Linked DNA regions of Homo sapiens: region 1 is linked to region 2. The links are chromatin loops, found by intact Hi-C in ENCODE. Cell type or tissue: mammary epithelial cell. All regions are shown on one strand. Links, peaks and the distances in the headings refer to the core of each region. The heading gives the core; the rest is flanking DNA.

What was found. A loop is a pair of places that touch in the nucleus more often than their neighbours do. Peaks named below come from ENCODE experiments on the same cell type or tissue, not always from the same donor. Only the 100,000 strongest peaks of a DNase experiment are listed, where the experiment ranks them.
Region 1: a loop joins it to region 2, with 2.2 times the contacts of the local background. A loop is called at or near these places in 3 of 110 quality-filtered maps.

The regions. Positions count from the first base shown.
Region 1 is chr1:201,461,870-201,464,769 of GRCh38, forward strand. PHLDA3 (pleckstrin homology like domain family A member 3) reads right to left here. Exons shown (of 2, transcript NM_012396.5): 2 at 2,409-2,900. Among named protein-coding and RNA genes, the nearest start is that of PHLDA3, 5.9 kb to the right of the region's middle. RefSeq lists an enhancer at 1-292. In mammary epithelial cell, for the core only: a CTCF peak has its summit at 1,325; DNase peaks (open chromatin) are centred at 202 and 1,302; H3K27ac peaks cover 1,865 bases.
Region 2 is chr1:201,395,878-201,398,777 of GRCh38, forward strand. The region is part of intron 1 of LAD1 (ladinin 1); the gene reads right to left. Among named protein-coding and RNA genes, the nearest start is that of LAD1, 2.0 kb to the right of the region's middle. In mammary epithelial cell, for the core only: no CTCF peak of the experiment used is centred there; DNase peaks (open chromatin) are centred at 1,384 and 1,914; H3K4me3 peaks cover 1,972 bases; H3K27ac peaks cover 1,868 bases.

The sequences.
Region 1 (2,900 bases), core at 122-2,621, 66 kb after region 2:
CTACTCCTTCCTGCTGCGATTCCAGCTCATGGACTCTCACTCTGGCTCTCCTCACTGGTCTCCATTCTCACCCTTGCAACAGGCTCACTCTTGCTAAAGCCTTAGCTCCCAACCCCAGCTCACCCTGACCACAGCAAGCCCATCCCTTCTCCCTCGGTCTCCCCACCCCACCTCATCGGACTCCCAGCTGCCTGGCTGAGACTTGCCCTGTCTCATGTTCCCATGGATGACTCACGTATCGGGTGGGGGTGAGGCCACGCTGGGGCTGCCGAAGCATGGGGAGAGTTGGTGGCAACAGCCCTTCCCTGGCCTCACAGGCCCAACTGAGCAAAGGTTTTCCATCTCATGCATGTCTGCTGGCACTATCAGAGCCTGTTTGTGCCCCCAAAGAGGTCTTGACCCTACTCTGAGGTCTAGCCAAGCCTTCCCGGGGTAAGGGCCTTTGCTCCTTCTTGGAAATTCAAAGTCATGAAAACCAGAGCAGTGAGAACACCCGTGAACCCAGGAAGCAGGATGGCCCCTCCTCCATCAGAGAGGCAAAGACTCCCCAAAGAGGTCACGGATCTTTTTTAAAACCTGGTCTTAGCCGGGCACGGTGGCTCACGCCTGTAATCCCAGCACTTTCGGGGGCCAAGGCGGGTGGATCACAAGGTCAGGAGTTCGAGACCAGCCTGGCCAACACACTGAAACCCCATCTCTACTAAAAATACAAAAAATTAGCCAGGCCTGGTGGCGGGCGCCTGAATCCCAGCTACTTGGGAGGCTGAGGCAGGAGAATTGCTTGAACCTGGGAGGCGGAGGTTGCAGTGAGCCGAGATCGTGCCATTGCACTCCAGCCTGGGCAACAGGGCAAGACTCTGTCTCAAAAAGCAAAACAAAACAAACAAAAAAGAAAAAACCAACAACAACAACAAAAAACCTGGTCTTGAACCCCAGACCTCTGTGCTGTGAGGGCTCTTAGGATACTCAGACAGCTCCCAGGCTCTTACAAATGATAGTAAATGATCACCCCATTGCAACCACCAGCCCCTACACTGCTGCATACCTAGAACTGCGTTCTAGGGTCTGTGTCAAGGGCTCTAACAGCAGCAGACTCTTCAAGGGGCTGGGACTCTCCTAGCAAGAGAAACGGAAGCTGGGTTTGGTCAAGAACCAACATACTTTAAACCAACAGGGCTGGTGTTCCAAAAAAGCAGAGTGCCAGAAACTAGAGCCTGCTTCCCCCTCCACCCTCCACCTGCCCTCTGCCCTTGATGTCTCTCATACTATACCCTACACTGCCCTTTGCAGCCAAGCTCTGAGAATGACCCCTAGTGCTGGACAGAGAAAGTATTGCCCAGTGCTCCCCTGGCGCCTGGTGGCCAGTTCTATGGGCACCAGTTAGCACTGACTGATGTCACCAGAACCTGGCTCCTTGAGGCAAGGACTGGATCTTGTCTTTCTCTTCTGCATCCCCAGAGTCGAGCACAGTGCCTAGCCTGTAAAGGCATTTAGTTTGCTGGATGTCTTGCCTCTCAACCCCATCTGTTCACTAACACTCCCCTATTTCGTTTTTGTTGTTGTTGTTGTTGTTGTTTTGAGATGGAGTCTCACTGCCGTCACACAGGCTGGAGTGCAGTGGTGCTATCTCCGCTCGCTGCAACCTCCACCTCCAGAGTTCAATCGATTCTCCTTCCTCAGCCTTCCGAGTAGCTGGGATTACAGTCGTGCACAACCACACCCAGTTAATTTTTGTAGTTTTAGTAGAGACGGGGTTTCGCCTTGTTGGCCAGGCTGGTCTCAAACTCCTGACCTCAGGTGATCCACCCGCCTTGCCCTCCCAAAGTGCTAGGATTACATGTGTGAGCCACCGCGCCCGGCCCACTCCCCTATTTCTGAGTGCCTGGATACGTCTTTTCCTTATGCCTGAACCCCCACCATCAGTTACCCTCCGGTTTGATTGAAGAGCAAAGATTCTATTTTTTTTTCTTTTTTTTCTGAGATGGAGTCTTGCTTTATTGCCCAGGCTGGAGTGCAGTGGCGTGATCTCGGCTCACTGCAAGCTCCGCCTCCCGGGTTCACGCCATTCTCCTGTCTCAGCCTCCCGAGTAGCTAGGACTATAGGTGCCTGCCACTACGCCCGGCTAACTTTTTTTGTATTTTTAGTAGAGATGGGGTTTCACCGTGTTAGCCAGGTTGGTCTCCTGACCTCGTGATCCGCCTGCCTCGGCCTCCCACAGTGCTGGGGTTACAGGCGTGAGCCACCGCGCCCCGCCCAAAGATTCTATTTTAGAGGCTATTTAGAAGCTGCTGTTATATAGGATGGCAACCCTCTTCTCTCCAGCCACGCCCACCCCCCCAGATAATGCCGCCATTCTCCCCACCTTTCTTCCAAAGCCCATGGCAGGCATCACCAATTGATCACAGCATTCTAGTTGAGCTCTGATCTTTCTCAGCACTGATTAGGGTTGCATAAACAGACGCTTATTTGCCATGGTGGGATTAAGCCACCCATGGACAATTGTACAATTGGATACAGTAAGTGACATATTTATAAAAGTTCTGTTGTAATTAACAAATTCTCATTCAACTGTGTGATGTAATTCACACATCAGATGAGCAAGTTGAACCTCTTGTGGACTCTGAGGGACTGGGGCACAGGACAGGGAAGTTTTTATTGGAAGGCGAGAGAAATCTGAACGGGAACAAAACAGGTTGGAAGCACAAAACAATTAAAGGGACTTCGAATTGCTGAATGGGGCCACTGAGCCTCCTTGCTCCCTCCAGAGAGACCCTGTAGTAGGCCACTGCTTTGCAACAGGGAAGGTCAGACATGGGAAAACAATGGAGGAAAGGCAGGCAGGGTCAACTGCTGGCCACAGCCTGGAAAGGTCCAGGGTTACCCAATCAAGTTTCTGTAC
Region 2 (2,900 bases), core at 272-2,771:
TAACCATCATACCAAGTGCCAGAAAAGGTATGGCCAGGGAGGGCTGGCCCTAACCCAGAGGGAGCTCAACAGCTGAACCTTCAAGGGAGGGAACAGAGGCCCAAGAGGGCATCTGAAGGTGTGGTATTCCCTACCCCAGGACAGGCTGGGGCCCAGGGCAAAGCCTGGGAGCCTGGGAGGGCAGAGGTTTGGGGAAACCCCGTGGCCCATGCAACATTGACCTTCAAGCCCCAGAGCCAGGCCCAGGGTGAAACCTACAGGCCCGAACAGCTGCGGAGGCTCAGCTGCTCCTACTAGCTGAGGCCACAGCCCCAGGCAGCTGCCTACCACTCCTTCCCTCTAGACAACCCTTTCCCCCACCTCCTGGCCTTCATCTGGGGACACATGTCCCTCTCGGTGTCTCCATGTAATGCTGCTATCCTCCTCCCCACTCCAGACTTCAACTCCATCCTTTGGGGATGGGGATCCTCTTTTTCTCTTAAATAATTCTAAAGGACATTCTGCCGTTACTCACTAGAGAGCTTGTTTTGACCTCTACCCTGGGAACTTTCTTCCTGAAGTCTAACTTCCATCTATTCTGCAGCAACTGATGGCAGGGATTTAAGTGAAGTGGTTGTTAAAAGTCATATTTAGCAGTACAAGCCATTTTCCCAAATTGAATCATAGACAGAAGCCCATTATACAACAGATTAAGGCTCAGCTGCCCTGCTTAAAGCTGGGAGAGGGTGAGAAGGCTGCCCCAGATGCATTTTGTGGAACCCTGGGGCTCAAGGAGCATAATTTGCAAATCTTGGGGACTGGGGTTAGGGAAGGGAGGACAGAGGAGGGTTGGGGGATCATGCCCATGACCTTGGCCAGTCTCCTGCACCTGAGCAGGGCAGGCCTTAAGTTCCCCTTCTGCATGGTCACTGTGGGGGGTAACTCAGGTCTCTTCCAGCCCCAAAGGTCTAGGGAGAGGTGTCTGGAGAACCCAGGGCAGCGATTGGAAGTAGGAGGGCGGCTCAAGGCCCAGGCAGGGAAATGATTAACCACTGGCTGTTCAGTCCCAGGCACTCTCAGATCCACCCCTCACCCCCTGCAGACAGGCCTGGCCCAGCCTCACTGGTCACCAGGCCAGTCCGGGGAGAAAAGGACAAGGCCTCTGACCAGGGCACCCAGCCAGCCAGCTCACCACTGCCCCCCCAATCCCAGGGTTGGAAGACTTGAATCTCTGCTCCATGCCAAGGATGGGCTGCAGGCTGGCCCCCAGCTACCCACCCACCTCTCCATCCACCTCCCCACCTGGGACCGTGCTGTCACACCCTAGCACGGTCCTCCCCAGCCCAGGAGGCTCTGTTGACAGTGACTCACAGCCCTTTCCTGCCTGCCCGCTGAGGCTTGTTCACCCAGGGAGCGGAGCGGGAGCGGTCCTCTGTTCCAGGTGCCTCATCAGGGTGACTGTTGGCAGCAGCTGCGTCTGCCCACAGGGCTCTATGAGGGCTGGGACCCGGCAGGGAGGGCAGGCCAGGGGCCCCTGTGGCAGGACTGTTCCCCAGAGCTTCCTGGCACTTACCCTGGACATCTTGTGGGAACTTGGCTGTAGCCACATGAGTCCATGTCCATCTGAGCAGTGGACAAGCTTAGGCCAGACCTTGCTCCCATTTTCAAAGTTCCAGTGCCCCAGCTGCCTCCCCACACACACACACCCCCCCATGCATATCCAGGCATGCTTTCAGACACAAAATCACATATATCCCACCAGACTATGAACTTCTGAAGAAGGAGTGTCTGGTTTGTATTTTTAACCCAATGCACAGTACTGAGGTCTTCAATAAACAGTTCAACTGAACATATGCAGACTGACAAACTCAAGACTCAGCAACATAAGAACCAGCTCCCCACACAGATGTGTCATCTCTTCATAGGCCATAAACACACTTGTCCACAAGTATGCCACACACACACACACACATAAGCATACATTCATAGGCACAGGTAGGCCCACATCTAGAAGCAAAGACACTCCCACATCAACCCCCAGGCACACTGACCCACATGCAAAGTCCAAGACCTTGACTCCTCAGCCGCACCCTCAGCATAGACCTTCCTCTATAGCAGCCTGGGTTTCTTTTCCAGAGCACTGAGTTCCCTCCATTCGTGGGGCTTACCTTTTCCCCTCTCTAGAGCCCATGGGCTGCCCACAGTGCTTCAGAGCACTGTGAGGTCTTGAGGGTCTGGGGAGGTGGCCCCCCAGTCCCAGGCGATGAGCTGCTATGGAGAGGCTAAGCCTGAGACAATGAGGTAGTTCTGGAGCCCTTATTAAGGGAGGGCAGGAGCGGGGTAGAGGACATACTAGAGCACTGGAAAAACCTGTGAAAGATGCCTTGCTGGGGAAAGCCTACAGGACCCAAATGGCTGGAGGGTCTGCACCTGGCAGAGATAGCCCTGGCTCAGGAAAGGCCAAGACCCAAATGCCCACCTGGGAGGAGCTAAGAGGCTAATATCTACCTGGCTAGAAAGGGATCAAAAGAGCAGGCTCCAGCTCTGGGCTACCGCAGGAGCCTCAGTTTCCTTAGGGACAAGATGGGGGACGGGGGCGCCCAGTGGAGGAATGAGGTGAAAATGCTCACAGGGGGCCTTCTTGGCAGAGGTGCAGGGTCGCTCCAAGAGAAGTCGCTAGAGGTCACCAATCTCCATGAGGGGTGCTGCCTTCTGAACACCCGCCTTCCCCAGGCCTCTCGGACCCTGATGGGATGTCCAGCAGGCAGGGGTAGGATGCCTCATCCCCGACCCTTTAGGAGACCAGTGTACAAGTAAAGATTGCAGCAGCACAGATGGGGATGGCAACTATCTTAAGGTTCCCAGCCCAGATGCCACCCCAAAATGCCATGCTGAGATTCTGAGCGTCCTTAGTGGGAGAC